Regions from separate parts of the Homo sapiens genome. Here regions 2, 3 and 4 are each linked to region 1. A link is a loop called in an ENCODE intact Hi-C map of the cell type or tissue named here. Cell type or tissue: mammary epithelial cell. All regions are shown on one strand. Region 1 holds the start of LINC01909 (long intergenic non-protein coding RNA 1909). Region 2 holds the start of LINC01910 (long intergenic non-protein coding RNA 1910). Region 3 has its middle 37 kb from the start of LINC01910. Region 4 has its middle 50 kb from the start of LINC01910.

Evidence for each region. Hi-C counts contacts between places; a loop is a spot of excess contacts. Peaks named below come from ENCODE experiments on the same cell type or tissue, not always from the same donor. Only the 100,000 strongest peaks of a DNase experiment are listed, where the experiment ranks them.
Region 2: a loop joins it to region 1, with 8 times the contacts of the local background. A loop is called at or near these places in 6 of 110 quality-filtered maps.
Region 3: it touches region 1 in a loop (5-fold over the local background); 10 of 110 quality-filtered maps call a loop at or near these places.
Region 4: it touches region 1 in a loop (8-fold over the local background); 9 of 110 quality-filtered maps call a loop at or near these places.

The regions. Positions count from the first base shown.
Region 1 is chr18:70,330,518-70,338,517 of GRCh38, forward strand. It overlaps LINC01909 (long intergenic non-protein coding RNA 1909), which reads left to right and starts at 4,922. Exons shown (of 4, transcript NR_126336.1): 1 at 4,922-4,989; 2 at 5,541-5,623; 3 at 5,805-5,987. LIVAR (liver cell viability associated lncRNA) reads right to left here and starts at 7,663. Exons shown (of 2, transcript NR_146458.1): 1 at 6,697-7,663; 2 at 4,991-5,698. RefSeq lists enhancers at 6,328-7,527, 6,616-6,910. In mammary epithelial cell, CTCF peaks have their summits at 2,378 and 3,121; DNase peaks (open chromatin) are centred at 3,434, 4,304, 6,024 and 6,824; H3K27ac peaks cover 5,676 bases.
Region 2 is chr18:70,379,762-70,387,761 of GRCh38, forward strand. LINC01910 (long intergenic non-protein coding RNA 1910) reads right to left here and starts at 4,830. Exons shown (of 3, transcript NR_110764.1): 1 at 4,710-4,830; 2 at 3,356-3,581; 3 at 379-2,668. RefSeq lists an enhancer at 4,230-5,429. In mammary epithelial cell, no CTCF peak of the experiment used is centred here; a DNase peak (open chromatin) is centred at 4,700; H3K27ac peaks cover 2,904 bases.
Region 3 is chr18:70,417,880-70,425,879 of GRCh38, forward strand. No RefSeq gene overlaps it. Among named protein-coding and RNA genes, the nearest start is that of LINC01910, 37 kb to the left of the region's middle. In mammary epithelial cell, no CTCF peak of the experiment used is centred here; DNase peaks (open chromatin) are centred at 3,792, 4,392, 4,862 and 6,282; H3K27ac peaks cover 2,749 bases.
Region 4 is chr18:70,430,651-70,438,650 of GRCh38, forward strand. It overlaps the pseudogene RPS2P6. Among named protein-coding and RNA genes, the nearest start is that of LINC01910, 50 kb to the left of the region's middle. In mammary epithelial cell, a CTCF peak has its summit at 3,440 (motif pointing left); DNase peaks (open chromatin) are centred at 661 and 3,431; H3K27ac peaks cover 245 bases.

The DNA of each region.
Region 1 (8,000 bases):
ACATTAAAAAAGCATATCACTGTTAATATTTCATTGAAATACAACCAGGTCATTAAAGTGTATATAGGGGTCATTTAGAAATTTTTTCATAGATAAGAAAGAGTTCTTATATCCACTGTATTTAATTGTGTCAGAGTTCTTAAATCTGGGATTAAACACCCACTTTATTTTGTTTGAATACTTTGTAAACAAATTCTTTTTTAAAAAAACCATGGCTAATTCAAAGATGAATTTTAAACTGATCTTGTTTAGAATGTATCACAAATTTTCACTTCAGTGAAACCCAATTTGGAATCTGTGATGATAACGTCATACTTTGCTGATGATGGTGCTAACGAAATACTATGAGATTATCGTGGGATCAAGAATTGTGCAAAAGAACAGACTTCACAAACGTACACCATTACCAGGTAAACAGACTTTTAACTTTTTTAGAAAATGTTTCATATTCATCTACCTCTTCTCTAGGGGTATTCATTTAACAAGATAGAGGAACAGGGAAGTTTGTTGAGGCCAAGCTGTGTTCCCTGTAGTTGCTCGTGGTCCTGAAAGGCCACCTGTGAGGAGGGCGAGGGTGAGAGCAGGCAGACGCTCTCAGAAGATGAAAGACCTGCTGCTAGGCTGCCAGATAACACAGAAAATACTGGCCCTGCGTCAGAACTTCAATAATAACGTAATTTTGTTTGCTATAGCCAATTTTTTTTTTACTCCCACCTTTAAATTTTTACCTTTTTTTTTTTTTTTTAAGCCTCACAGATTTTACTTATGCTTTTCCTAGGCTTTCAGCTTTCTGGATCAAAAATAGTTTAACCTTTATTTCTGTTGAATTTAGCTTTCATGTCTGCTGTTTTGGCCTAGTGGCTTTTCTGCTTTCAAATCTTCAGCTTCATTTACAATTCATTGTTGTTGTTGTTGTTTTAATGGTTGTTTAATTCTTTTAACTTTTTTTGTATTTCAGTTTCTAGTTTTGGGATTACCTAACCTTTTGAATCCTCTTTTTAGCAAAATGTGACTCTTCTCTTCCTTCCCTTTGTGTATGGCTCATTTTGCTGATGGATTTACAGCTGCTTTGACCCTTGCGGCTCTAGTCAGGCTCCCCCTCATGTTGGAATTTTCCAGGACAGTTTTCCTAGACCTTCACCTGTGAGACTTTATGGTTCCATAGGGTCTTTGTGTTCCTTTGTGGAAACGGCAGATTGGATGGAGAAGTGTTGGTTTATGACGTTACATAATTCAGTCCTAGTAGGAAGATCAGTCATAAACCCCAGGAAACAACCAGTGGATTTGAGAGTGAAAAGGACCTTTTGCTTGTTAAGATTTGATTACAGAAGTCAAATCCAGAGACCCCTGGGAGTGTCCCAGGACTGATGCTGGCAAAGAACCAATAATAGTGAATATCTGGGTGGGCATTCATCTCGGAGCACAGCTGAGTTTTGTAGCCAGATTCCTAGAACACTTTAATGCCAGCCTATATTCTTCCCTCCTTAATACCAGGCAGTCTCACCTTGACCAGTTTTGGAGGAGTCGTAGGAGGGAAAGGCTCCCTTCCATAGTAAGAGCCAAGCAGAGCTTGCTAGATCAGGGTTTATGAATAGGGCCAATTGTCTTGCCTAGAGAGAACTGTGGGCTGTCAAATCCTGTCCTTGGTTAACTATGGCTTACAAACAGGGTAAATATTAAATTGAGCCAGGCACAGTGGCTCATGCCTGTAATCCCAACACTTTGGGAGGCTGAGGTGGGCAGATCACAAGGTCAGGAGTTCGAGACAAGCCTGAGCAACATGGTGAAACCCCGTCTGTACTAAAAATACGAAAACTAGCCAGGCATGGTGTTGTGCACCTGTAATCCCAGCTACTCAGAAGGCTGAGGCAAGAGAATCACTTGAACCCGGGAGGCAGAGGTTGCAGTGAGCCGAGATTGCGCCACTGCTCTCCAAACTGGGCGAAAGAGCGAGACTCCATCTCAAAAACAAAAATTAAATTGAAAAGGAAGACTCACTTTGTAATCACAAGCAATGGATTTCCCCACACCAAGAAAGCTCTAGGAAGCACAGATAAGGATATAAGGGTTTTTCCGGATCTCTCACTCGGTTTCATGGGTCTAGTATGGTGGCATCCAGGGACACTAGGATTTAATTACACTAGGTCACAAGGTGAATATATAGGCGTCCCTGGGTATCTGCAGGGGATTGGTTCTAGGACCACCCTCTACCCTCCCCACCCCCAACCACCACCTGTGGATACAAAAATCTAGCGATGTTCAAGCCCCTGAAAGGCCTCTAGCTCTGTGGATTCAAACCAGCAGATACAGAGTCAATAGTAACAAATGCTTTGCCTTCCCCAAAGTAAGGGATAAAGAAGTATGAACACTAGTGGCTGCCTGTAGGCTGCATATTTACTTTGCATAATAGTGGCTTGAGTAATCATGACTTAGCCACCCAAGCAGAGTCAAGAAAAATTATTGCATTTATTCATCTGTCTTTATTCAATCTTTCCCATCCCACCCAACCAGACACTCAATACTCATTCTCCAAAGGTAATTCAAGCCTTATCTCACAATGTCTTCTCTCCTTATCCCAAATCAAATTGATTAACCGCTCCTCCTTGAAATTCTCATAAGCCTTAGAAAGAAGAAAGGAAGGGAGGAGATACAACCTGTTTCACTGTTGAAAATGAGGAAGAATATGTTCAGTGATCCCTATAAGGATGTATGTCCTCATAGGACAATTTAATTTTAAAGGTGACAGAAACGCACATGACACTGTTCAGTTTTTTCTTTTTCACACCCCATGAAAACCTTCAGGTTTTACACAGAATTGTTGCTATGCTTCTTACACAGTTCTCCAAATTTTCTAATAGAGACTCTTAAGCTATCCCATAATTCTGAATTAATAAAGCTGATGCAAAAGGGATGAGCCAGCAATGTAATACCCACTCAGTGCGTCAGGTTTTTTGGTCATTTTGTTAAATAGGATTTTAGAGTTTCCCTGTGGGTATGAGATTATGAAATCTTCCAGTTGAAGCTATCAGTGTAATAATAAGAAATACCTTTCTTACATGTTACTCAAAACTGGCAGATTTGTGAGATAATGATTGTCTCAGCTTTAGGTGTCCACATTTGAAAAATGTGGATGTGGTGCCCTAGGATTCCTGCAGGTGGGGAGCTGGAAAAGGTCTTTTTAAAGTCTTTCCAACTTGAAATTTCTAATAAGATTTCTAAGACAAAACCTAAATAGAGGAAAAGAATAAAAGATTTGAAGGAAAAAAAAACTAGAAGGAAAAAAAAGTTCAAATTTGTAACATAGTTGCAATAGGCTGAGTCCACAATGAGTCCATCGGTTTGGTATGCCCATTTCATTTAAGTTCCTGGGATAAGAGCCTTGGAGTCATGATGTAACCAGGCAGTGCATAGAGCACTTCTCCAGCTCTGTTTAAATACACCATTGACTTGTTGCCTATGACGCCATCAAGAGTGTTCCTACAGACACAGCCAGACAGCTAAGTCAGGCAGAGCCCAAAATAGGCCACCCATTGACTCAGAAGCTGTTTTTCAGCCTTGAGTTCAAATTGTTTCCAGGTTTAGTCAGGGTTGAGGGGCCTTGGTTCTAAAGGGTAAAGCCAAGGTGCTCAGACAGTGTAGCAGGGAAACACAGCAGTCCCAAGGTGAATCCAAGACCCCTTTGACAATCCAGTGAGTTTTGTCCCTCTCAAGCTCACTTTACTATCCAAATGGACTGAATGTTTAACACCTTCCAAAACTCAAAAGATGAAATCCTAATACCCAAAGTGATGGTATTAGGAAATGGGGCCTTTGAGAGGTAATTAGGTCATGAGGGCTTTGCCTTCATGAATGGGATTAGCACCCTTATGAAACAGGCCCCCGAGAGCTCATTGGCCCCTAGAGAAGGTGCCATCTATGAAGCAAGAAGTGGGTTCTCAATGGACACCAGATTTCTGGTGCCTTGATCTTGGACTTCCCAGCCTCCAGAACTATTAGAAAGAAATTTCTGTTGTTTATAAGCTACCTAGTGTATGGCTTTGGGTTACAGCAGCCCAAACAAAGACACAGATCTTTACTTACTCCCACACCCCAAAATAGAAATACATGTAAAATTGTGCCTATAAAATAAACTTCTTCTCAAAGGTGAATGAGTAAGGCTGCTATTACTTATTGGAAAAACAAAATAATATGGTAGATCAGTTTTTGATATCTAATCATTTTGGCTTATGTTTACTATGGCAATAGATGTTGAAAGTGATGACTAACAAATGAAATCATGACACTACACTTTGCCTGGCGATGATGGGTGTGGTGTACACTGCTAGTTGCTGAGGCAACATCATGTCTCTATTTCGTCCTCATTAAGAAAATTGTAATTTTTACAGGAATGGCAGTGTGCCCAGTGAAAAAACTACAGTTACCAGACTCTCTTGCAGCTAAAGATGGTTGTGAGATGTAGTTCAGGCAAGATATACATTTATTGGGGTTTCTGGAAATGTTCCACTTCCTGCTATAGCCACTTATCCTCCCTTCTTCATCTTTCTTCTTCTTCTCCTGGCTTGCTAATGTAACTCTCCGATGCTCAGCAGTTACACATGCAGGACAGAAAAGCTGAAAGGTCAAATGAGCTGGCCCTGGAGCAGCTGCACTGGGCCCTGAAATGAATACCTTCATAGTGTTTGCAAGATAAATAAACCTCTTATTTGTTTAAGCAGCGTCAACGTTTCTGTTACTCTCAGTTAAATCAATCCCAATCAGAGAGTGCAGATTGAGAAACATCAAAATTTTCCAAAATTCTATGGGTTTTATTCATATCAAGTTGTCATCTTTACTTTCAGATGAAGGAGAGCTTTAGAAAGATGTGTTTGTTGTCTGTGTGCTTCATTGCAACAGCCCTGCCACACTAGGAGGAAGACAGGTTTTGGGTCCTGTCTTGGTGATAAAGATAAAACTAAAGGACAATCAAATCTCATCAAACTTCTCTCTGAGGTAAGCTGTTGAATACAATATTTTATTGAATATAATAAAAGCAAAGAGAAATGTCAACAATAATGATACCAGAATGCATCCTGTATTTCCATTAATGAGGAAACTGTTCTGGAATTAATACATGGAATTGATTGTATGGTATATTGCCTATTTGCAGTGTCATCCCATGCCATTATCTAACTATTTACAGAAAAAAAAAAGAAAAAACTTCTATGTAAAAGCAAGGAAAATGAGAGAAAGAATAATTTCAAAGGGGGATCTAATTTCAGATGATGAATGCCAGCTGTCAATGAACCTATACCGACTGTGTTTTTGATAAAACTAATAGTCCAAGCACCTAGAACTGTTACCCCTTTAATTGTTGATCCCTCATTTTTTAAATCATAAATATGAGTGGCTACCTGCCTCCTTCACAAGGTCGTGGTGAGAAGCAAATTGATGCCAGTGCCATTTTTTCCACCTCAATTCCTTGGGTTGCACAATTTTGTGGGAATTTCCTGGGAAAACTTCAAAGCAATTTAAATAGATCTGTCCCAACCATGCAATTACAGGAGCTGATGACGTTTCAGAAACAGTGACAAAGTTCAGAATCCCATTCTTCCATCCTAGATGGGAAACATCAACTTTCCTGATGGTGAGTTTGTCAGAGTCCATTCCCAAGAGTGGGGGTGGGGAGGTGGGGGTGGAGGCTGTTGACAGGCAATGATTTCTGTGGAGTAGAAGAGAGGAAAAGAGAAAAAGAATTTGTTAGTTGTAACAGACACTTCGGTTAATTGGTCTTCATCCACCTTTTCCTTGCCTGCCTCTCAATATAGATGCTGAAAAAGCAAGATACTCATTTTTTCCAGCCACCCTTGCAGAGCCAGAAAGCCCATGAGATTCAATAGATGTAAGACTGAGAGAGATTTTCATTCCTGGATGAAAGGAGACAGGCCTGGGAGAAGAGTTTTCTCTTGCCATCTTTGCAGTCTCTCCACTCCTGACGTGTACAGGGTCAGGTAAAGACTTGCTGTCTAGAAGTGTGGCAATGATTGGGTGGCCATGAATCATGAAACTTAAAGACAAAAACTAAACATGCTGCAGATTTGGAGTGGAAGGAAAGAAAGAGCATGGGACCCATGACCAGTCTGGGAAAATCTACCTCTGAACATCTTATTAAGTACACATTGAATGTCCTTCCTTAGCAAGTAGGTTGTTCCTGCCAGGTCTCGTATCCCTCAGTCTTGAAGAACATACACTGACACAGATGAGTGGGATGCACAAAATCATAGGGATTCAAGAAAGGTAACCCCAAAGAAACTCAAAGACAATACAACTCTTAACAGTTATATTATGAATAACCAGTCTCAAACTTAGCATGTTAGTTCTTGGAAATATTTACCTGGCAGAGTAAGAACCCGCTGGGACAATTACAGGGTTCTTCAGCCACTGAATCGATTTTAAATCAGTTTCTGTCTGGGAGAAATTTGGAATATCTCCTTCATTGAGAAGGGGCACAATAAGCACAGCTATAAAAATCAAGGAAACCATGAAAATAGTTTCTTATATTAATACAGCAAACATATTCCTGAAGGGATTGATAATTTCATTTTGTTTTTAATAATAATTAATCTTTGCAATATCCTGGTGGAGAGATGGAGAGATAAAGGATGATTACTACCACTTTAGAGGGGGAAAGATAGAAAGGACATGACATTAAATGATTACCTGTAAGCCATAGTTAAAATGTAGCCCCATGTAGACAGCCAGTAAGACAGCAGAGGTAAGATTCCAGATAGCTTAAGTTGCAGTCTGGCCTCTGTCCCTCAGGCACTCTCTCTAATGACTCAGCAGGTCCCAATGAGTCACTCAGTGCCTTGCACCTCCCAGAAACTAGGCTAGGATATAAAGAGAACACAGATTTAAAAAGAAAACCAAACTAACTCATTCAAACCATTGTAATTAAGGCAATCTAGTCATTTTTTGACTCTTAAACCTTTAGAATAAAAAGGCAGCAAAGGAGAAAAAACGAAATAAGGAAATCACCAATATAAAGAAATATACAAGAATACTTAAATGTCAGCAATATTGTCAAACAACTTCTACAAAGTAAGCAAAAATGGAGTAACTAGAAGTAGCAGAGGAGAGAAATATCATAAATATGTTAAGCATTGAGAGTTAGCTAGGGTTGTCAGCAAATAAAACTTTTTGTTTGTTAATATGGCATGCTATAACTCTTTCAAAATAACGTAAGTGGCTTGAAATAAAGTCTACATAAGCCACATGGCCTTTAGAATATAAATAACACTGCCTGAGTGTAAACCCTTGCCTTGCCACTTACTAGCAGTGCCATTTAGCTTCTCACTGCCTTAACTTTACTGATTAAGTTTATTGCGGTAGTAGTAACAGCTCCAGCCTCAGAGGGCTCTCACTTAAGAGTTAATTTATCTAAAATTTCTGAAACGGCACCTGGCCCAGAGTGAATACTATGCAAGTGTTTATTATTACAAGAATTGAATAATGTAATTAACAGGTATTTTAAAACATATTCATATATATATTTAATATAAACATTTGGAAGACGTAAAGAACTGATCATATCTTAGGACTTTAAGAATATCTCAGGCCGGGTGCGGTGGCTCATGCCTGTAATCCTAGCATTTTGGGAGGCTGAGGTGGGCGGATCACCTGAAGTCGGGAGTTTGAGACCAGCCTGTTCAACATGGAGAAACTCCATCTCTACTAAAAATACAAAAAAATTAGCCGGGCGTGGTGGCAGGTGCGTGTAATCCCAGCTACTCAGGAGGCTGAGGCAGGAGAATCACTTGAACCTGGGAGGCAGAGGTTGCAGTGAGCCGAGATCGCACCATTGCACTCCAGCCCGGGCAACGAGAGAAACTCTGTCTCAAAGAAAAAGAATATCTCAGCAGATTCTAAAAATTACAAAATATGAAACCCACATTCTCTGGCTACACTACAATAAGTAACCAATAATTATTTTTTTAACGGTAACATTTAAACACCCCCTCTTT
Region 2 (8,000 bases), 49 kb after region 1:
AGCTTACTGCAACCTCCGCCTCCCAGATTCAAGCGATTCTCCCACCTCAACCTCCCAAGTAGCTGGGATTACAGGCATGTGCCACCACACCTGGCTCATTTTTGTATTTTTAGTAGAGATGGGGTTTCACCATATTGGCCAGGCTGGTCTCGAACTCCTGGCCCCAAGTGATCCACCCACCTCGGCCTCCCAAAATGTTAGGATTACAGGCGTGAGCCACCAGGCCAGACCAGAGTTTTTGTCATATATATTTACCACTATGCTATTTAGTACCTAAAGGTTCATCACGATAATATTTTTTTCATGGCTTTTTTTTTATCATTACCAAGTCACTCTCTGACTTTTTAAATTAAACGCCATATTATCTTTTCATGAATATTGCTATTTCCACTACTTTTATTTGCGTTTTCCTGAATAAATTATGGCTCATCCCTTTACTTTCAACCCCTTAATACAGTTCCTAGTTCAACATTTCCACCACTACTGCCGCACGTAACTTAGCCTTCTGCAGATGTTGTAAAGCTGAATCCATTTCAACCACAGTTCTTTGTAAGCACGGGCAGAGTCGTGCTGTTAATAGGGAAAGCACCTTTTTTGGCCTCTCATCTTAGTCAGTTTTGGCTGCTACAACAAAGTACCCCAGCGTGGTTTATAAACAATAGAAATATATTTCTCCGATTTTGGAGGCTGGAATTCTGAGATTGGGGTGCAGCAATGTCAGGTTCTGATAAGGGTCCTCTTCTGGCTTGCCGGCTAGTTGTGCACTCACAAGAGGAAGGAGGGCATAAGAGCTCTTTAGGGTCCCTTTGGCAAGGTCACTAGTCCCATTGACAAGGGCTTCTCTCTCATGACCTAATCATCTTCCAGGGGCTTCACCTCCTCATACCATCGCAGTGGGGGGTTAGGGCTTCAACATATGAATTTTGGGTGGACACAACCCTTCAGTCCATAAGGCCTCACCTTGTGTACTGATATTGAGCTGTATTACTGAAAATTTGAGAATCTTGTATCCTACAATTTTCTGCTCTTAATGTATTTGTTGGACTTTAAGTAGAATACATTAGGTATAATATTCTTTTCAGTGGAATTATTTCTGATGTTTGATGCTGCCAAAGGAAAAAAATAGATTCTTTCTAACCCCAGTGAATAAGACACTTGATTTTTGAATCTGCTTGTCTGGGAAACAGGATGGGTACAGCAATGCTGCACTCAGGTGCAGCCCCACTCCTCCTACTTGCCTCTGATTTTGTGCTTAGGGCGAAAAGCTTCTGAGAATGCAGTCTCTAGAAATGAACACGGCTTCCGTGCACTGAAAATCTTACTGAAAAGCTCCTTTTGTTTCTGGGATATACCAGATGGAGTGTTCTCTGTACAAACAAACATTCAAAATCCTTGAGAAGAGATATGTAGGTTACAGTTTAACATTCACTATCTCCACTAGGAAGGGGACAAATTCCTGAGGCAAAGGAGTTGCAATAGAAATTCTTGAAATTTAGGTCGGGCATGGTGGTTCACGCCTGTAATCCCAGCACTTTGGGAGACTAAGGCGGGCGGATCACCTGAGTTCAGGAGTTTGAGACCAGCCTGACCAACATGGAGAAACCTCATCTCTACTAAAAATACAAAATTAGCCGGGCGTGGTGGCTCATGCCTGCAATCCCAGCTACTCGGGAGACTGAGGCAGAAGAATAGCTTGAACCAGGAGGCGGAGGTTGCGGTGAGCCGAGATTGCGCCATTGCACTCCAGCCTGGGCGACAAGAGCAAAATTCCGTCTCAAAAAAGAAAGAAAGAAAGAAAAGAAATTCTTGAAATTTAAAGAGTACGGCGAATGTTCCATTCATTTAATCTTGGGTAATGAATTGGAGGTGCCCTTCCTGGTCCCGCCCCAAGGGTCCACCCCTTCTGCTAGGACTGGTTTCCGCCCACTCATCTGTCATCTTGCTCAGTTGTCACCTACACAAAGCCTTCCTTTCTTCTCCGCAGGCAGCGCTGACGGCTTCCTCTTCACTGTCCCCAGCTCTTTTTGTGTGCTACATTTAGAATGAAACAAATTGTTCTGTAATGATTTGTTTACATATCTGTCTCTCCCAGTAGGTGATGAGCTCTTTGGAGTCAGGGACCACATCTTCATCATTTTCAGACACCCATCTCCTTTTGTTGAAGAAATCTTTGAGTCTATTTTCAGATCTTTCTGAACTCCTTTTAGAGATTCCCATTGTCGGTAGCATAAACTCCAAACTTCGCTTCTGTGCCTTGACAGAATATTTACAGCTCTCCGAAGACTCTGGGCTCTCAATCCCCTTTCTTCTTTTACCAATAATGTTCCCTTTGCTTGGAATACATCTGCCCAAACACTAAACATCAACTACCCTTTCTTTGTTCTGGGTTAACTCTTCCTCATTCTCAAGATGGGTGAGAGCACACCCTGGGTGTTGCGACAGTATTCTGTGATTTTCCCAATATATCATTTAGCACTCGCTGTTATGATCACCCACTTACGAGTCTGCCTCGCCCTCGAGGCTGGATGGTGCTGGAGTTGCTGTATGCAGTTTCCCTGCCTCCTAGCAGAGGGCCTGGTACTCAGTCAATGTTAGTAGGATTATGTTTCTTACAAAAGCCGCATAAAATATCTTGAAGCTTCATAGTAATATAGAAAGAGTGTGTAATCTGAAATAGAAATATTGAGTTCTTGTCCAGATTCTGCTATTTACAACTGGGGAGGAAAATAAAATATAAAAGTTTGTCTACGTTTAGAAGAGCAGACATAAGTAAAGAAAACAGTGAAGAAACAGACAGGCTAGCTTAGCAGCAACTGGGGTTGACAAGGTACAACAGGAGAGGCCAGGCGCGGTGGCTCACGCCTGTAATCCCAGCATTTTGAGAGGCCGAGGCGGCGGGTGGATGGTTTGAGTTCAGGAGTTCCAGACCAGCCTGGCCCACATGGTGAAACCCCATCTCTATTAAGAATACAAAATTAGCCAGGAGTGATGGTGCACGCCTGTAATCCCAGATACTCGGGAGGCTGAGGCAGGAAAATCGCTTGAGCCTGGGAGGTGGAGGTTGCAGTGAGCCAAGATCGTGCCACTGCACTCCAGCCTGGGTGACAGAATGAGACTCTGTCTCAAAAAAAAAAAAAACAAAAAAAAAACACAAAAAACAAAAAACAACAGGAGGGAAAGGGGCATCAGCTCCTCGTGTTACCAAATGGCCTGGCAATGCAGGAACAAGTACGGGCCTCTGGCCCAGGCAGATGGGCGACACCAAGATGGCCCCAGGGAAGAAAGGAAAGAAAAGAATTGGAGTTTGATTTTGGATAAAGAGAGGATCTCAAGCCTGAGGTTTATTTATTTGTACCTATGCCTGCTGTTTATTCCCTGGTGAAGCTGCTGGAACAAATCTGCGTCCGCCTCGTGTGGCCTCGCTGCATGGAAGGGAGACAGCAGAGCTCATGCTTTGGCGAGGCTTTCCACATGTTGGAAATGTGACAGCTGCCTGGACTGCTCGTCCTGGTCTTTGGCAACACTGACCACCTGTGTGTGAAGCAGCAGGTCATTCAGTGTCTTTGAGCCTCAGGATTTCTCTGTAAAAATGAGGATATATATTCACAATATGAATCTCAGACAATATTAGCTTTGAAGTTTTTAGATATAAAATTGTTTATGCCATCTGTCCATGGCCACTCATAGAATTAAATGAAGATCTAGGAGGGCAGGCGTGTGTCTGAGGCCCTCTGTGTCCCCATGGAGCTGTCCAACCTTGCTGTCACACACAGTCAGTGTTTTAAAATGGAATTGACTCCTTGACGATGTGCTGCCGTTTCTCTTTCAGTCTCTCTCTCATGGTTTAGATACCTCGAGCCTAGATGGCCAGGGCAGTGCATTGCGTGCAGTGCAGACAGATGAGCATTCAAAAGGTGGCACGGTGGGGGCTCCTGGACATTGCATGGGCTCTGGAGTCAGAATGAATTCTGTCCTTGCTCTGTGTGACCTTCAGCAAGCCTTGTATTACTTCTCCAAACCTCGGATTACTATCTGCAGTATGAAACTAACAAAGCACCAGGCGGAGTGCTGTGGCTCATGCCTGTAATCCCAGCACTTTGGGAGGCCGAGGTGGGCAGATCACGAGGTGAGGAGATCAAGACCATCCTGGCCAACATGGTGAAACCCCGTCTCTATTAAAAATACAAAAATTAGCTGGGCATGGTGGCAGGCACCTGTAATCCCAGCTACTCGGGAGGCTGAGGCAGGAGAATCGCTTGAACCCGGGGGGGCGGAGCTTGCAGTGAGCCGAGATCGTGCCACTGCACTCCAGCCTCCAGCCTGGTAACAGAGCGAGACTCCGTCTCAAAAAAAAAAAAAAAAAAAAAAAAAGAAGAAAAAAAAGAAAAGAACAAAGCGCCTACCTCCTGCATGATGTGGGGAGTCTCTGGGCCGATGCATGTAAAGCACTTCCCTGCAGGCAACACCCCAGCATAATCAGCAGGCAGTGGATGCCGGTAACCCTGGCTCCTCAGTGAGTCCTGATGTGCACATGGGAAGTGGTTATTGTTATCCCTGCTTTGCATGTGAGGAGAATGAGCCTTTTCATTAAGTGGCTGATTTGGGATTTTTTTTTTTTTTCTCAAGACAAGGTCTCACTCTGTCGCCCAGGCTGGAATGCAGTGGTACAATCATGACTCACTGCAACTGTAACCACCCAAGGGGCTCACCTTGCCCGCTGCCTAGACAGAGCTGATTCATCAAGCCAGGGGAATTGCAATAGAGAAAGAGTAATTCATGCAGAGCTGGCTGTGCAGAAGACTGGAGTGTTATTATTACTCAGATCAGTCTCCCTGAGCATTCGGGGAGCAGAGTTTTTAAGGATAACTTGGTGGATGGGGGAAAGCCAGTGAGCCAGGAGTGCTGATTGGTCAGAGATGAAACCACAGGGAGTTGGAGCTGTCTTCTTGCGCTGAGTCAGTTCCTGGGTGGGGCAGAGGGGCACAAGATCAGATGAGCCAGTTTATTGATCTGGGTGGTGCCAGCTGATCCATCAAGTGCAGTGTCTGCAAAATATCTCAAGCACTGATCTTAGGAGCAGTTTAGGGAGGGTCAGAATCTTGTAGCCTCCAGCTGCATGGCTTCGAAACCATAATTTCTAATCTTGTGGCTAATGTTAGTCTTACAATCTTGTCCCCACACAAGAAGGAGGTCTGCTTTAGGAAAGGGCTGCTACCGTCTTTGTTTAAACTATAAACTAAATTTCTCCCAAAGTTAGTTCAGCCTACACCCAGGAATGAACAAGGACAGCTTGGAGGTTAGAAGCAAGGTGGAGTCAGTTAAGTTAGATCTCTTTCAGTGTCTCAGTGTCTCAGTCATAATTTTGCAAAGGCGGTTTCAATACCTCAGCTTCCCAGGCTCAAGTGATCCTCCTGCCTCAACCTCTCGCATAGCTGGGACTAGACATGTGGACAACCACACCCGGCAATGTTTTATTTTTTGCGGACATGGGGTTTCACTATATTGCCCGGGCTGCTCTCGAATTTCTGGGCTCAAAGGATCTTCCTGCCTCAGCCTCCCGAAGTGGTGGGATTATAGGCATGAACCACTGCGCCCAGCTTGATTTGGGTTTTGAACACAGTTCTGTCCGACCCCTTGAGAGGAGCACTTTTCACAGTGCCATACTGAATGAGAAGTAATCCTTAAACTTAAGGGAATTCCTTTCGACTGTGGAGAAGCCATTGCCCTTCTTTTCTTCTTCCTTGCCTTCAAGGAAGTTCTTCTTTTGTACTAGAACCCCAATGTGATCAGGGCCTTTTTTCCTATCCATGGCCAGGCTCTCAGGGACAGTGATCCTATTTCCCCCAAGCATAAGTCCTGGTGAGTCTAAGTCAGCTGTAATGATAATGATCACATTGTCTCTGGGGAACAGGCTCATGGCAGTTCTGGGGGAGTTGAGAGGAGGAGTCTTTGGGTCAAAAAATAAACACAGCTGGTAATGACCCAACAGAATGGTGGAGAGAATCTGAGTCCTTGAAGTTGCTGTGGATTTGTTTAATAAAACCATTCTGCAACCCACTACCCCACCTATTTTTATGTCACATAATAGGACTTTTTGTTAGGTGAGATAATACGATTCACTTAAAGTTATTTTATTATTATTATTATTATTTTTTTTTTTGAGACAAAGTTTCGCTCTTGTTGCCCAGGCTGGAGTGCAATGGTGCGATCTTGGCTCACCGCAACCTCTGCCTCCCTGGTTCAAGGATTCTCCTGCCTCAGCCTCCCGTGTACCTGGGATTACAGGCATACACCACCATGCCCGGCTAATTTTGTATTTTTAGGAGAGACGGGGTTTCTCCATCTTGGTCAGGCTGGTCTTGAACTCCTAACCTCAGGTGATCTGCTCACCTCAGCCTCCCAAAGTGCTGGGATTATAAGGTGTGAGCCACCACACCCGGCCAAAGTTATTTTTAATTAGGATTTATTTTATATTTATTTGTCTGTCAGTATCCACGGGGGATTGGTTTCAGGACCTCCCTCGGATTCCAAAATCCGCAGATGCTCAAGTCCCTGGTATAAAATGGTGCAGTATTTGCACATAACAACCTACGCACATCCTCCTGTATACTTTAAATCATCTTTAGATTATTTACAATGCCTAATACAATATAATTGCTATGTAAATAGTTGTTATACTGTATTGTTACGGAATAATGATTAAGGAAAAAAAGTCTGTACATGTTCAGTACTGTCACAACCATGCATTTTCTTTCGCAAATATTTTTGATCTGTGGTTGTTTGAATCTGTGGATGCAGAACCCAAGAATATGGAGGGCTAACTGTATTTACAGCCAAAAGTATCTCAATGGATTGATCATCACAGGAATCAGTCAGGAGGGCTGATTAATGTCGTCAAATCTTTGAGGGATTTGTGAACACCAGAATCACCATTTCAGATCTGCAATAGGCGATCTGTGAGTGAATTATGACCTTTTGGGCTTGGAGGAATGAGAGGTCATCAAGCCTAGTGTTTACCAAATCTTTTTTTTTTTTTTTTTTTTTTTAATGACCTAGACTCAGAAGTCATAGAGCCTCCATTGAGCCATGCTTTATTGGTAAAGACAGTCATAAAGCTCTATTCAGGCTGAACGCAAAGAACACAGACCCTGCCACTCTATGGGAGGAGAGTTCATGTCACACTGTAGAAGAGTGTCTGCCACAGTGAACAAATTTTTACCAATTTATGGTTGGATGACAACAATCAAATCAAATTATTTCTATTCGGAGGACAATTTAGAGGACAGTCCATTATTCTGAGCTGAAGTTCTGGTGCTAAAATATCTATATTTAGTGAAATGGTGATAATTGTATATCATTTTGTGATTCATTTTGTAAATGTACTTACTGTGCAAACATAAAATGCTGGTGACTTAAGGTCAGTCCCCAGGGTTTTGTGAAATTCAGAATTTGCCAATTTGATTGCATCCACTTTTCTACTGAGTGTTGTGAGGACATTTGCAGCATTCCCCGTAGTGATCATTTATTCTCTGGACACTCCTGGTGACCTCAGTCTCTCCCTCATTGAAAGATTTATCACTCTCATTGCCAACAATCCTTACCAGTGTAAAGTTCTTACTGTCTGCCCTGCTGATCTGAAATCTTTCCTCTATTCATTTAACAGGCTTTCTACTTTCAGCACCCCACCATTAGGTCTTCCTTTTTTAGGTTGAACAATCTTAATTCCTATACATATTCTTTATGTGACCCAGTCAGTATATTGGGTTCCAGGTAAGCTTGTGTATAATGGTGATTATATAGCTTGAATGTTCGTCCCCTCAAAAGCTCGTGTTAAAATGTCATCCCCAGTGTTGGAGGTGGGGCCTGGTGGGAAGTGTTTGGTTAGAGGGGTGGGTCCCTCACAGATGGCTTGGTGTCTTCCCCCTGGTAATAAGTGAGTTCTTACTCTGTTAGTTCACGGGAGAGCTGGTGGTTTAAAAGAGCCTGGCATCTCTCTTTGG
Region 3 (8,000 bases), 87 kb after region 1:
CTAGAACACGACTCTGCCCAGGACCCTTAAGCTTGAAATTGAAGAGCTAATTTTCCCCAGACAAATAAAGCAAATACTTGACGTGATAGCATCTCATTTCCTGCAGGTCTGAGAGATGGATCGTGATGCTGGGATCTAAAGGCAACACACTTATCAGAGGAGGCAATGTGTTTGCTCATCCATTGAGTTGGCTAAAAAGGATGCTTAGGATACAAGGGGTGCGTTTACTCAAGATGCTATCTAAGTAATTGTCTATTGGTAATAAAAAAATAGCTAGAAAGAAATTAAAATTAATTCCTCCAGGAATATCTTTGGTCTGAGAGCAATAAATGTGTCAAATTACCATCTGTAGTACAAATGTCAGCGATCTGTTTGTACTGTTATTGGTGGATACTATAATTCCCAGACCCAAGTAGAAATAGGGATTTTGCAGCTGGCTAGGTGCAATGTATTTAAATTTGTTTTGGGGGTTAATCTGGAGAATAGGTGTATTGTTCTTTGTAAAACAATTTAATGGTAATAGGCAAAATGGCAGTGATAAAGTAAGGAACACAAGAGGACACAAATAAAAATAGGGAGACCTCAGTCAGGCATCTTTGCTGGGATGACTCCACATTACAAGTATAGAGTTACACACACACACACACACACACACACACACACACACACACACACACAGAGTTGCCTGATGTGGCAAAGAAAAATCCAGAACGTCCTTCCCTCTCTGAATTGTTCCTCCTATGTGCTCCCTGGGCTCTCATCACTCTGTCTGACCCTGTTCAGTTCTCTTCATCCGTCAATGGACTGTAAGTTCATTCCACCAGTTTATCCCCAGTGTGTTTCACTGCGCCTGGCTTAAGTCAGATATTCAGTTAATATCTGTTGACTGAATGGATGAAAGAGTGAGTGGCACAGAAAACACACTCACGCTTGAGGATCGCACAGCCGTGTGAAGCTGACTGTGGATTGCACTGAAGAACGAGGCTGGGATAGTAGAGATGCCCAAAGGAGGAGACTGTGAAGGCAAGCCTGGATTCTGCCCTGCAGCCCCTAGATACCAGGGCTGGTCCTGGGCACAGGAGAGACAGGTGAGCATTGATGTTTCAGAAAGAATATTCTTCCAGCAGCATGAAGGGCAGCTTATGGATAGGTGAGGCGGGAGGCACGTGGGAGATGAGACAGAAGGGTTTGTGCTTTATAATCTGAGTTGGAAGTGTGGGTGTTTCTTCTCTGTGGTCTGTGGGTTTCAGTATTAGTTATATTCTGCAGTTGAAGATGACAGTGATTTAGAGCAGGGTTGACCCTAAGTCTCCCCTGCCACCTCCCACACCAGAGCCATATTGTCACTGCTATGACCCCGACCATAGGAGGGGCAGAAAGACTTCGCAGGGTCTCAGCTGAAGGAGGTTTTGGGTGGAAGCGGCCAGAAGGCACCTGTGTTAGAGCAGTTAATCATTAAAAACACACACTAATGCTCCCTTAGAATATAAATGGTGTATGTTAGTGTGAACAGCTAGGAGGGCAGAGGGTGAGTTACCTGAAGAAGAGGAGGACACAGAGGAAAGAGCTGTGACCCCAGTGACTGAGAAAAAAGGTGCCGAGACAGCTGCGGCCGGCAGAGCCCGCGGGTTCTAAGATTCCTCTCCACTCAGTTGCTAACTCCTGCCCCACTCCCCACCTCCCACAACAAGAAAACATTCTTCAAGAGTAGCTGGTGCCTGTGATTTCTTTCATAAGAAGCAGAGTCTTTAATTCTGCATTGGAGATTAGAGGTTTACTCTAAAAGGTCAGCTCAGGAGACTCTTGAAAACAGCTCCAATCTAAATGCAACCAGTTCATAAATTCCTGTCCTATGGAGATAAGTTATCGCAGCAAATCCAACCACAGGCAGTACAGCTCCTGAATCATCAGGGAGAATTAAAAGGAGATGATGAAATGGGTAGCTTTTAGATTAATACAACGGTATAAAACCCAGGGAATGAGAGAATCTTGAGACTGTTATTTTCTGTATCTGCCATGACAAACGTTCCTTAATTCTTTAAACACTCATTAAAGAAATGAAAATTACTTTCTCATTCTCTAAAAACAATTAACAAACTTGTAGAGGGGAGAGAGTCTGGGGGAATGGGAATTGAAGATGAAGGGATGGGGGAAACGTCCGCTGGAGAAAAGCGAGAGACACACGTTTTACCAGAAATTGAGCGCTTAGGATTTTTGGCATTGCTGTTATGAAGACAGGAAGTTCTGATGGACATTTATTAGGATTGCCAGATAGAACACAGGACGCTCAGTTAAATTTGAATTTCAATTAAACAACCAATAGTACATGAGACAGTTGCATTCCATATATTTCTTGGGACTAAAAACATCATTCCCTTCCAGGAGAGAGTGATGTTGCACCATAGCAGGGGTTAGCAAACTATGACCTGTGGGCCAAATCCAATCCTCTTCCTGTTTTTGTAAATAAAGTTATATTGCAACACGGCCTGCTCATTCATTTAAATATTGTTCATGGCTATTTTCACAGCATAACAGCAAAATTGAATAGTTGTGAGTCAGACCGCATAGTCTTCAAAGCCTGAAATAATTACTTTCTATTCTAGTGGAAATCAGGAGTTTTCTAGGTATAGAAGTTTAGGAAAAAACTGTTTCTGGTCCTGAGGTTTCAGAAAACATGACAAATAGGAGGATGCAGGAAGTTTGGTGAGTGGGGAGAATTATAAGCAGGAAATTTAAGTGGGGATCAGCTTTTTTTGTGTGTCTGAGACAGATTCTTGTTCTGCCACCCAGGCTGAAGTACAGTGGTGAGATTATGGCTCACTGTAGCCTCGACCTCCCAGGCTCAAGCAGTCCTCCCACCTTAGCCTCCCAAAGTGCTGGGATTACAGACAATGAGGCACTGTGAGTGGTGGGGTCAACTTTGGAAGGGTTTTGTAAACCATTTTAAGGAATACCTTTGCTCTTTCTGTTTAATCTTCCTAGAATAGTTTTCCTCTCAACATGCCTGTTAAAATCTTATCCGTTCTTTGAAGCAAGCTTTAATCTCACCTTGAGCATAAGATTTTTGGTAAGAATATTTTTGCTCATTGTTCTTTTTATTTATCAGTGCAATAGTACTTATAGTGGGTTATCATTAGCTGTTGCCCTTACGTAACAGAAAAGTTCTTTTTTTTTTCTTTTGAGACAGAGTCTCACTCTTTCACCCAGGCTGGAGTGCAGTGGCATGACCTCGGCTCACTGCAACCTCTGCCTCCCATGTTCAAGCAATTCTTCTGCCTTAGCCTCCCGAGTAGCTGGGATTACAGGTGCCCGCCACCACGCCCAGTTAATTTTTGTATTTTTCGTAGAGACGGGGTTTCTCCATGTTGGCCAGGCTGGTCTTGAACTCCTGACCTCAGGCGATCCACCTTAGCCCCCCAAAGTGCTGAGATTACAGGCATGAGCCACCATGCCTAGCCAGAAAAGTTCTTAAATGCAGAAATTATTCGTCTCCATAGGTACTAAAGTGATTAAGGTAGTTATATATAAGTAGATGTTCAATAAATAAATATTGAATAAATATATATAGTGATGGGCCTACAAGAGTGTAAGAATAATTACAACATTGTTTGACTACAACAGTTGAATGCTTCCGCAGGGACAATTTCTCCGGCATGGTCCACATCTTCCAATGTTCAGTGCTATCATTTACACCTGCTTCTTTACACTGCTGACTAATGGGGCAAATCTTTTCTACTTTATTATTGTTTTTGCCTTTCTTTATTATGACTAATAACCCACTGGCCAACCTAAATGTCAGTCGTCATCTTCTTTGCTCATTTCCTTCTCCTTCAAATTGTGCTGTCAAGCATTCTAATTTTGGCTGGCTTAGGTGGGATTAATGCTCCTGACTGTAAGGCTATTTTCCCCGCTTTGCACAAATATTTCTTTAAGCAATGATCATACTTCTTTGGTAGCTTTGTTACAATCCGGTAATACCTGGGCATCTATCTTCTGTATTGAAAAAAGAGCATGGTCAAAGGATTCAGTATCGAGCTCCACATTTAATGACTAAAGAAGACATTTAATTTGAAATACCATTTGTCTCCAAACTGACATTTTATATATGAGAAACCTGAGATCCACACAGAGATCAAATGACAGACAGCTGGTTTTCATGGAAGTCCAGAGAAGCACCTTCCAGCAGGTTGCAAACTTCTCCCTTTAGAAGATAACAGCTAAAATCTTTCTGTCTCCCACTCTTGGCTCTAATTTGTTTATCAGACAACCAGCAGTTTTGTCATTGTTTCTTCATTTGGAGACAGAGCTAGTAAGTCTTGGTCAAGCCCAGTGATTCATTTCCTTATTTTTTTTCACTGCAGTTCCCATTCAGGGTTCTGCCAAGTGCTCTTTTGCATGGGGGAGGAGGGGGGGCCGCAGCCTGTGCCCTCTTGACCTAAAAGAGCTCTGGTTGGGCGGTGAGTCATTAATTCCCTGATGTCTTTTCCAACTGTAGATAAAAATCACAGTTGATTAAATGATGGGGCAAGGTGTGGAATGAAGGTTGGCATGGGTGTAGGAAAAAAAGTACATTTCCTTTTCCAAAGTACAGTATTTATTTTAATTGGCTCACAATAAATAGTAGGGGTAATTGTAACTCACAAAAGAGAAGTGCCCTTTGGAGAACTGGCATCACATAGAAAAGAACAAAAGGACATAGAAAAGTTTTACAGCAATCCTGATATTTGTGACTTAGAGTGATTTTTATAGGATTATAAAATTTGCTGGAATTAGTAGCTCTGTAGAGAAAATAGGAATCACAGAATTTCAGAGCCAGAAGGTATTTTACAAAGTGAGTCAACCTCAACCTCCTTAGATTGCTGATAAGAAAAATGAGGCAATGAAGTGCTCAGAGGTAGGATTTGTCTTGCAAGTCCTTGGGGTACCTCCATTTGCAAAGCTGCAGGTGAATCACAAGTTCTGATGACCTCTGACCTCTAGAATCACCTAAACACAGTGGAGAAACTACAGCTGGCTACAGGGTATCCAAGGTGGGTTAACGGGACAGCCCTCTTTCAGACATGCTGTACTCCCAAAGTCTCATCACATTTAGCAGGACTTCTCCCATATATGTGGGGGTTCAGGCTTCCCAGACCCCTCTGTGTCTCTCCATTAACATTTCAGTTTGGTATTGGGCTTCCTGGGGCTCTAACAATGCTCTGAGAATTCAAAATGTAGTATAGAGAGGATGTGTGAGATGAATATTTCTAAAACATAATGATGTTACTCTTTTGCTTAAACGTCTTTGAAAGTCCTTTCTTGCCAACACCAGTATTTTAAATTGTAGTTTTATTGTTACTGAGCTATGGTAAGGCCAACAGGTTGGGAGATGATTGGTATGGAAAAGACAGTTTGTTACTAACAGTTCCCAAGAGGAGGGGGCAAGTGTCCTGCTGGGCCCCACGAGGAAGCACCAGGGTGTGTCGGGAGGCAGGAGAGAGGTGGGGCAGAGTGTGGGCAGGAAGTTTTATTGTGGCTTCCACAGGAAAGGCAAGGCTAGGCAGGCTTAGGATTGGTAAGCCTGAATAATTTCAGTGGGTTCTGGGCTAGAGAGGCTGTCCCTAGTTGTCCGGTACCTGGCTCTTGGATGATGAGCGCAGATGAACATTGTCTCCGGGGTATGTGTGCCAGGTGGAAGATGTGGTGGGTGTTGGCTCTGGATTGTTAGTTTCCATATGAAGGATGGGCTCCCAGGTGAGTTGTTTGCTATCTCTAAGAATTGTCAAGCCCCCAGAGAGGCAGTCTGTCCCCTGTCAGCAAGGCCCCAGATGCCAGAGCATCAAGAATGCAGAAAATATAGATAATACAAGCTTCATTTGCAGGAGTGTGCACCTCGGAACAGTTTTCCTGGGAGATGCTCTGAAGCCAGAGGATTCTGTCCTCTATTTTGGGAACTGCTGCCTGTGGGTCCCCTCTGGCAGTGTGTTAGCAGATTAAGGTCATTGGGGGAAATCCTGCTTGAAAGAAACCTGTTAGTCTTTATTTAACCCTGTTTTCCAAACTTGTTTAACCATAAAATCCTTTTGAAAAACATGAACTGTCATTTTTAAGATTAACTTGAATATGTGGTTTAGAGGTAGAATCCAGGCTTTGCTTTGTTCAAAATCTGGCCCTCACCTTCTCTCCTGGGGATTCTAGTAAGAACCATTCACGGCAGGCAGGCTGGTTTAATTAGGGTTACTATCACAAGCTTTCTTCCTTCCTGCCTCCAAGCTTCGCTCAACCGGTTTGCCCATGATTCAGGATAGTACCTCGTGCTCCCTCCCCAATCCAAGTCTTTCTAGCATCTCCTCCTCTGTGAAGTCCTTGCCAGCTTCCCCAGCCCACAAAATAGATGTTGCATACCACATGTGAGACTATTCTAAGCACTTTGGAAACCTTAACTAACTTAACAATCACTGTGGTCCTACAAGGCTGGCACAATTTGTAACCCTATTTTACAGAGAAGGAACCTGAGATGTGGAGGTGTTGAATGACACGCAGAGTCATTGATTTGGTTTGGATCTGTGTCCCCACCCTAATCTCATGTTTACTTGTAATCCCCAATGTTGGAGGCTGGGCCTAATGGGAGGTGATTGACTTATGGGTGTGAATTTCCCCTTTGGTGCTGTTCTCCTGAGAGTGAGTGCGTTCCGGTGAGATCTGGTCATTTAAAAGTGTGTGGCACCTCCCCTCCCTCTCTCTCCCTCCTGCCCCACCATGCGAAATGCTTGCTCCCCCTTTGCCTTCCGCCATGATTGTAAGTTTTCTGAGGCTTCCCCAGAGGCAGAAGACACTGCTTCCTAGAGTCTGCAGAACTGTGAGCCAATTAAACCTCTTTTCTTTATAAATCACCCAGTCTCAGCTATTTCTTTATAGCAGTGCAAGAAAGGATTAATATAGTCATAAAGCTGAAAGGTGTTCAGGATGTCATTGGCATTCAGTGAATGCTGTTAGAATAAATGAAAACATGGGAATCATGTAGGTCTCTTCTAAAATGTGTGTGTGTGTGTGTGTGTGTGTGAATACATGCTTTAAATCAAAGAGAAGGTGCATCTTTCACTCTCTCCTCTCTCATTTAACATTCTGCAACTTTATTAAGACTCCACTCATTCATAATTTGTTCAGATGGAATTTACATTTAGAGTTTACTTGGGCTTACCAAGATGATTTTCTGAGTCCTTCCTCTGAGACAGTGTAAGTTCATAGGTAAATGGGAACACAGGGAAAAATTTAAAACCACTTAAATGTACTAGCTTTTATACCAGCACAATATACTACTAATTCATCCTTATACATTAATTACAATAACATTTTAACAACTGTATCAGGGTTCAACCAGAGAAGCAGAACCAGTAGAAGACAGATATTAAGAGGCTTATTGCAGGGAATTGGATATGTAACCATGGGGCTGGATAGGCTAGTCTGAAATTTGCAGGGCAGTCTCCAGAAGGGGCTGGAGTTGCTATGCACTGGCAGAATTTCTTCAGAGAAGCCTCATTTCTGCTTTTAAGATCCTTCAACTGACAGAATCGGGCTGCCCCAGATTATCTCGGATAATCTCCCTTAACAAATAAAGTCAACTGACTACGGAATTGACTGACATCTACAAAATACCTTCCCAGCAACCCCTAGAGTAGGGTTTGACTGAAACACTGGAGCCTGTAGCCTCACCAAATTCACACATCCAAAGGCAGTTACAAGAACCTTTACTAATTACCATGTTTTTAGTCTATTTTATGTTTCTATTTGTATTTTAAAATAAAAAATAATTTATCTAGAAATAAGCTATTGAATACCTAAGATGTTTTAATCATCCGAATGGACTTCCCTTCAGTTGGCAGGGAGGTAATATGACACTAGTTACTGGTATTTCCTTGCTTTTCTGTTATCTTCAGATCTCTATTTATTTCTGTTTCTCTCTCCCTTCATGTTCCAGGTGTAAGTATCTCCGGTTGACATTAACCTTGAGCCTCAGTCAC
Region 4 (8,000 bases), 100 kb after region 1:
GGTCTGCGTGTTAAGTGCTCCAAAGAGGTGGCCACTGCCATCCGCGGGGCCATTATCCTGGCCAAGCTCTCCATTGTCCCCGTGCGCAGAGGCTACTGGGGGAACAAGATCGGCAAGCCCCACACCGTCCCTTGCAAGGTGACAGGCCACTGCGGCTCTGTGCTGGTCGGCTTCATCCCCACGCCCAGGGGCACTGGCACCGTCTCGGCGCCTGTGCCCAAGAAGCTGCTCATGATGGCTGGTATGGATGTCTGCTACACCTCAGCCAGGGGCTGCACTGCCACCCTGGGCAACTGCGCCAAGGCCATCTTTGACCTTACAGCTCTAAGACCTACAGCTACCTGACCCCCCGACCTTTGGAAGGAGCCTGTATTCACCAAGTCTTCCTATCAGGAATTCACTGACCACACCTGGTCAAGGCCGACCCAGAGTCTCCGTGCAGAGGACCCAGGCTCCAGCTGTGGCTACAACACAGGGTTTTATACACAAAAAATAAAGTGAATTAAGCCTGTGGGGGAAAAAAAGAAAAAAGAACAGCTTCTAAAATAAAGATTGATTATAATAGGCTGGGTGAGACTTCTGACAAATCCAGACATGAGGCAATAGGAATTCTCCCTGAGTTGAGAAATACAGTCCTAACTGTTTATTCAGTCAAGGAGGATTACACAGCAACACGCTAGAAGAAGATTTAAGGATGAAAAGTCCACATGATGAAAGAGGAAGTGTCACCTTGGAGGGTCTGGCATTCAACATTGGATTAAACTGAAGCCCAGGAATTCCTACAAAACATCCCCCCACCTAGTACTAAGTAATCTTCACTATCTGCCTGACAATGGAATGTAGGAATTGTGTCACACCCAGAGGGTGCAGGTGGAGTTTTCTCAGGATGCCGCAGTGCAGGGTCAGTGTGGGATTTAATAATATTTTGAGAATAAGAAGAATCAAGTTGGGAGGTTTTAGGAATAGTGAAGTTACCTCCCATAAAGTCCCTTTCCCAAGATTGCAGATATCATCATGTACTTAACAAAACCCTACTAATCAGAGATATGTATTGTACAAATGAAACCTTGGGTGGACAACAAGAAGTGTGAAAAAAGTTGAACTCAGGTCAGGCACGGTGGTTTACGCCTGTTATCCCAGCACTCTGGGAGGCCAAGGCAGGCAGATCATGAGGACAAGAGATCAAGACCATCTTGGCCAACATGGTGAAACCCTGTCTCTACTAAAAATACAAAAATTAGCCAGACTTGGTGGCGGGTGCCTGTAGACCCGGCTACTTGGGAAGTTGAGGCAGGAGAATTGCTTGAACCCGGGAGGTGGAGGTTGCAGTGAGCCGAGATCGTGCCACTGCACTGCAGTCTGGCAACAGAGCAAGACTCCGTCTTAAAAAAAAAAAAAAAAAAAAAAAGTTGAACTCAATAGAAACCAAAGAAAGGCAATGTTAAGTAATTTTCCACTTGCCAATTTGGCAGAGAGTAAAAAGGAACAATAATGACCAGTATTTGTGAGGGTATCAGGAAATGGCAGCTCATATGGTAAAAGTATAAACTGATGTGATCTGTCATTCATTGCCTTTTCAAAAAGTATAATATATAAATATATATAGCAGTGTTTAAAACTGTAACATTATTTTTATTGCCCAGGAAGTTCAAATAAAAATAAACATCTTCATAGTAAGAAAATGGTACAATGGGCCAGGTACAGTGGCTCATACCTGTAATCCCAGCACTTTGGGAGGCCGAGGTAGGCAGATCACCTGAGGTCAGGAGTTTGAGATTAGCATGGCCAACATGGTGAAACCTCGTCTCTACTAAAAATACAAAAATTAGGCGGGCGTGGTGGCGGGTGCCTCTAATCCCAGCTACTCAGAGGCTGAGGCAGAAACCTGAACAAACATCTTTCATTAAAGGATATTCTTAGGTAAGCACTTAAAACTTTTTAGTATATTACAGGGACATAGTTTTTACTATTCCAACTGTAAAACATTAAGACATGACAGTGGTGATTGTAACTATTTTGTAGGAGCGTTGAAATGATTATGCTTTGTTTCATGAGAAAGCAGAGTGAAAAATTCCACATACCTCTAATTACATAACTTAATAAAGTTATTTATTTTGGTTACACCTATCAATATAATTTTCATGCAGTGCAAGTTATGCCATAGGGATTATGGTTGTCAACTGAAGAATGACAAGGCTTATAAATTTGGAAAGGGTTGCAGCCTGCAGGGTGGCCATCTGACAGGGTGGGAAGCCAGAAACAGACATTTTGAGGGAGGGGCAACAGGAACAGGAATATATGCTGAACGAAGTGGCTGAATATATGTGTTTAATAAGCTACAGGAGAAGTCATGAATCTTTGTGAAAGAGGAAACATGTGCATGAGCAATAAAGCTTCCTGCTTCTCCAAGGGATCCATGTTCAGAAAATGGCCATGTTAGCATGATCGGAGAGTGGAGTGTTTGGCCTTCTGACTTCAAAAGGTGAACCAGAGGACACAAAAATTCCAACTGCACATTCCTTGTAGACTCCATGGTCCGTGGTCTCTTATCAGGCAAAAAGGAGGGGTGGGCAGTGTCAGGTTGGTCAATAGCGGTGGAATCATTTGAAAGACTGGTTTCTGTTTTGCTCTTAGGGAAGAAAGCTTAATGGTGGCCAGCAGGGGAAGGGCACATTGAGGTGTGTCTGACCCCATTCCATCATGGTCAAGAACTCAGTTTCCAAGGTTACTCTGGGGTCCCCTGGACCAAGAGGGGGTCCATTCAGTGAGTTGAGGAGCTTAGCATTTCATTTTTATTTCTCATGGGTTTTTCTGTCAGGCCAATAAAAAACAACAAACACGCATGGAAGAAGTACTGTGGCTGCCTTTTTTTTTTTTTTTTTGAAATGGAGTTTTGCTCTTGTTGTCCAGGCTGGAGTGCAATGGCACAATCTCAGCTCACCACAACCTCTACCTCCCGGGTTCAAGCGATTCTCCTGCCTCTGCCTCCCTAGTAGCTGAGATTACAGGCATGCGCCACCACGCCTGGCTAATTTTGTATTTTTAGTAGAGACGGGGTTTCTCCGTGTTGGTCAGGCTGGTCTTGAGCTCCCTACCTCAGGTGATCTGCCCGCCTCGGCCTCCCAAAGTGCTGGGATTACAGGCCACTGCGCCCAGTCCTGTGGCTGCCTTAAAATATCTGATACTAATATTACCTAGGTATTACAGACTGAACTGTGTCTCCCCCAAATTGATATGTTGAAGTCTTAACCCCCAACTGTGACTATAATTGAAGATAGGGCCTATAAGGAGGTAAATAAGGTTAAATGAGGTCAGAAGGGTGGGGCTCTGGATAGATACAGTATCCTTACACCAAGAGACACTGGAGAGCCCTCTCTCTTTCCCCACAGGCATATAAGAGGCCATGTGAGCCCACAGCGAGAAGGCTGCCATCTGCTGGCCAAGAGAATTGGTCTCGGAATGAAACCACCTTGTGGCCACCTTGATCTTGGACTTCCAGCTTACAGAACTGTGAGAAATACATTTTTGTTGTTTAAGTCACCCTGTCTATGATATTTTGTATGGCAGCCTGAGCTATGATATATGGAATGCCTATTTATTATTTTTTAATATCTATTTCAATCTTATCAGGTAGCTACTTCATTAGCCCAACGTTGCACATTGAGGTTTACGGAACTAACTTGTCCAATGTCACACAGCTGATCACTGGAAGAACCAGGAATTAAAGTCTTCTGATTCTAAATTCTAAATTCGTTTCTTTTCTTTTTCTTTCTTTCTTTTTTTTTTTTTTTTTGAGACAGAATCTTGCTCTGTCACCCAGGCTGGAGTGCAGTGGCGTGATCTCAGCTCACTGCAACCTCCACTGCCAGAGTTCAAATGATTCTCCTGCCTTAGCCTCCCGAGTAGCTGAGATTACAGGTGAGTGCCACCATGCACAGCTAATTTTTATATTTTTAGTAAAGACATGGTTTGGCCATGTTGGCCAGGCTGGTCTCAAACTCCTGACCTCAAGTGATCTGCCCACCTCGGCCTCCCGAAGTGCTGGGATAACAAGCGTGAGCCACCTCACCCTGCCTCTAATTTTAAATTCCATACTATCATGATTACTCAGATTAATTTTTTAAATAATGTGTTACTTTCATCATTGAACCTCATAAATAGTTGTATAACTTTTGGTTTTCCCATCACCTAAAATAAAACAGCACATTACTAAAACTGCTGTAGCTTTACTTTAGCTGTTTATTTTTCAAAACATGAGTAATTATATTTCAGTGGATTGTCTTAATTTTATATGGCTGGGTATAGAAAGAAGAGTAACTCCACTTTAGAGATGGCAGTGGCCAGGAATAATCATGATTCCCATCATTTTTGGCTGGAGAATTTTAAAAGAATATTGAAAAAAAGTAGTGCTTTAGAGGGGACTGTGCTAATGATTCTGCTATTGGCAGGTCACCCCAGGAGAAATAAGTCTCAGCCCATCAATTTGCTGATGCTACTTCTCTGGGAGAGGTGAGGATGTTCTCAAAGAAGGCAAGAGTACTCATTATTGTAAAGATAAAACATGATTTAAAAGACTCATGAGAAAAGTTGTTTTCTAGAAGCACAGCAAACATCACGAGGAAGCCATGTTGCTTATCTGCAGTCTTTGCTTTGATATTTCTGTGTTGGATTAGTCTTTGACATTTGGAAATCAGTTCATCATTATTGGAGCAGTGGTGTTCTTAATAAGAAAAAAAAACATCTAAAGCAAACTAAATGGTGGAGAGGAAAGGCTGTATATGTTAAGAGGTGAGTTAGGAAAGCACGGAGGAACTCTGACTTGGAGCCGATTCAAATAGGACTGAGAGAAGTAGTGGATAATACCATAGATGTTTAATAACAGCTTGCAGACAAGGTTCAACAAGGACCTGTCAAAAGTAACTCTTCCAAATACCATGATAGAGTTAAGGCAGAGGACATCTTTGCATTGTTTCATTATGAAATATTTCTTAATTATAAAAAGTTACAGAGAAAATCAGCCAGGCACAGTGGCTCACACCTGTAATCCCAGCACTTTGAGAGGTCAAGGTGGGTGGATCACCTGAGGTCAGGAGTTCGAGACTAGCCTGGCTAACATGGTGAAACCCTGTCTCTACTAAAAATACAAAAGTTAGCCAGACACGGTGTCAGGCACCTGTAATCCCAGCTACTCGGAGGCTGAGGAAAGAGAATCACTTGAAGCCGGGAGATGGAGGCTGCAGTGAACCGAGATCACACCACTGCACTTCAGCCTGGGCAACAGAGCGAGACTCTGTCACAAAAAAAAAAAAAAAAAAAAAAAGAAAAAGAAAATTTCAGAGAAAATCATGGCCAACAGGTGTGTGTGTGCCCCTCAGCCCTATCAAAGCTCAACATGTTGCTATATTAACTGTAGATTTAAAATGCCATATTTGCTCCAGGATTTAAATGAGAACAAATTACAGAGACACTTACCCCCTCTGTAATACCTTCCTCTCCTGTTACTCTCTCTCTCCTTTCTTTCCCAGGGGAGGGTTTAGTGTTTATTATTTCCATGAGATTTTTTTAAAATGGCTTTTCATTACTTAGGTAAATACCTGTAAATTACCGCCAATATTTGTAGAGGGTTGAATGCTTGTCCTCCCAAAGGGTATGTCCACATCCTGACCCTCTGCAACCTGTGAGTGTGCCCTTATTTGGGAAGTGTCTTGGTGGATATAGAAAAGACATGATCCTCCACCATCCGGTGGACCCTAAATCCAACAAGTGTCCTTACAAGACAGAAAAGAGAAGACCATGTGAAGATGGAGGCAGAGACTGGAGTGATACGGCCACAAGCCGAGGACGTCCTGGAGCCACCGGAAGCTGGAAAGGGCCAGGCAGGAACCCCTAGGGCCTTTGAAGGAGTGCTGCCCTGATGGTCCCTTGGATTCCAACTTCCGGCCTCCAAAAGGGTGAGAGGATACATTTCTGTTGTCAGCTACCCAGTTCATGCTTATTTGTGATGGCAGCCCTAGGAAACTCATGCAGTATTGATTTGCATCTTTCAGACTAATGTAATGGTATGTTACTGTATCAGTCTACAACCTACTTTTTCTCACGGTTTGATATTTATCCATAATGCTACATATAATTTTATTTCATTCCTTTCCTTTGTTCTGTAGTGTTCCACTGCATGACTTTATTTCTAATCAGCTGAGTGACCTTGGGCTTATTTCTGTGTGTCTTCATATCCTAATCTATAAAATGGGGAAAATAATCACTAAAAATAGTGGAAGTATTAAAATTCATAAAAACCTATCTATCTTATAGAGTTCTTTTGAAAGTCAAATAATTTAATATTTTTAACGTTCTTACAATAGAACATTCCTGGCCAGGCGCGGTGGCTCACGCCTGTAATCCCAGCACTTTGGGAGGCCGAGGCGGGTGGATCATGAGGTCAGGAGATCGAGACCATCCTGGCTAACAAGGTGAAACCCCGTCTCTACTAAAAATACAAAAAATTAGCCGGGCGCGGTGGCGGGCGCCTGTAGTCCCAGCTACTCGGGAGGCTGAGGCAGGAGAATGGCGTGAACCCGGGAAGCGGAGCTTGCAGTGAGCCGAGATTGCGCCACTGCAGTCCGCAGTCCGGCCTGGGCGACAGAGCGAGACTCCGTCTCAAAAAAAAAAACACAAAAAAACAAAAACAAAACAAAACAACAAAAAAAAATAGAACATTCCTGAAACATAGTAATTGCCCTGTGTTAATTAAAAAATCTATTTATCTATTTGATTGTTGATGGATTTTTAGGATGGTTATGCTTTGCCATCATCATAAACAACAGAGCTATGAGCTGTATGTATCTTCTGGTCTACATATGCAAGAATTTCTCCGTGGTCTAGGCCTAGAGGTAGAATTTCTGAGTGTTTTGGAATTTCTGAGTATACCTTTAACTTTATGAGATCTTACCCAATTGTTCTCCAGAGTGGTTGTAACCATGGTCTTTCCTCTTGAAATAAATGAAGTTTGTCCATGTCTTTGTCAATGCTTATTGTTATTAGAGTTCGGATTTTTTGCTTCTCTGATGGATACAAAGTGGTTTAATTTCAGTATTCCATTTAACTATTATTTTTCATATTACTAGTGAAATTGAGCATCTTGTCAAATGTTTCTTGACTCTGTTTCCTATCTGTGAACTGTGGGTTTGTACCCCCATCTCTCTTTATATTGGATAGTTTATCTCTTTCTTATTTATGTATCACCCTTTGTGGATTCTGGACACTCTCTTTAAGTATTGCATATATATATATATTTTTTGAGATGGAATCTCACTCTGTTATTGCCCAGGTTAGAGTGTAGTGGTGCAATCTCGGCTCACTGCAACCTCCGCCTCCCAGGTTCAAGTGATTCTCCTGCCTCAGCCTCCCAAGTAGCTGGGATTACAGGCACCCACCACCAGGCCTGGCCTTGCATATATATACATATATATATATTTTTTTTTTGTAGAGATGGGGTTTCACCATGTTGGCCAGGCTTGTCTCAAGCTCCTGACCTTGGATTAGCCCCCTACCTCAGCCTCCCAAAGTGCTGGGATTATAGGCGTGAGCCACCGCACCTGGCCAACGCTTGCCTTTCTTTAAGTATTGCAAATCTTTTGTACCAGTTTGTGCTTTTATTTTCACTTTGTTTGTGGTGTCTTTTGTTTCATGAAAGTTTTAAAAATTTTTTATGTTGTCAAATACACCTTTTTTATCATTTGTTGTTTTAAAGAAATCTTGTTTGAAAAATCATTTTCTACCATAGTCATAAAATCTTGCTCTTATAATTCTTTTAAATGTTTTAATGGATTTGATTTTCATGCCTGGCATTTTAGTAGGCTTTGAATTATTTCTTTATATGATGTAAGTGAGGGATACAATATTTTCCATATGGATGACCAATTTTCTCAGATTTATTGAAAAGACTGGTATGTCTCCAGCCTCTCTGAAACACTGATCTACTTAGTACTGCCTAGTACTGCAAC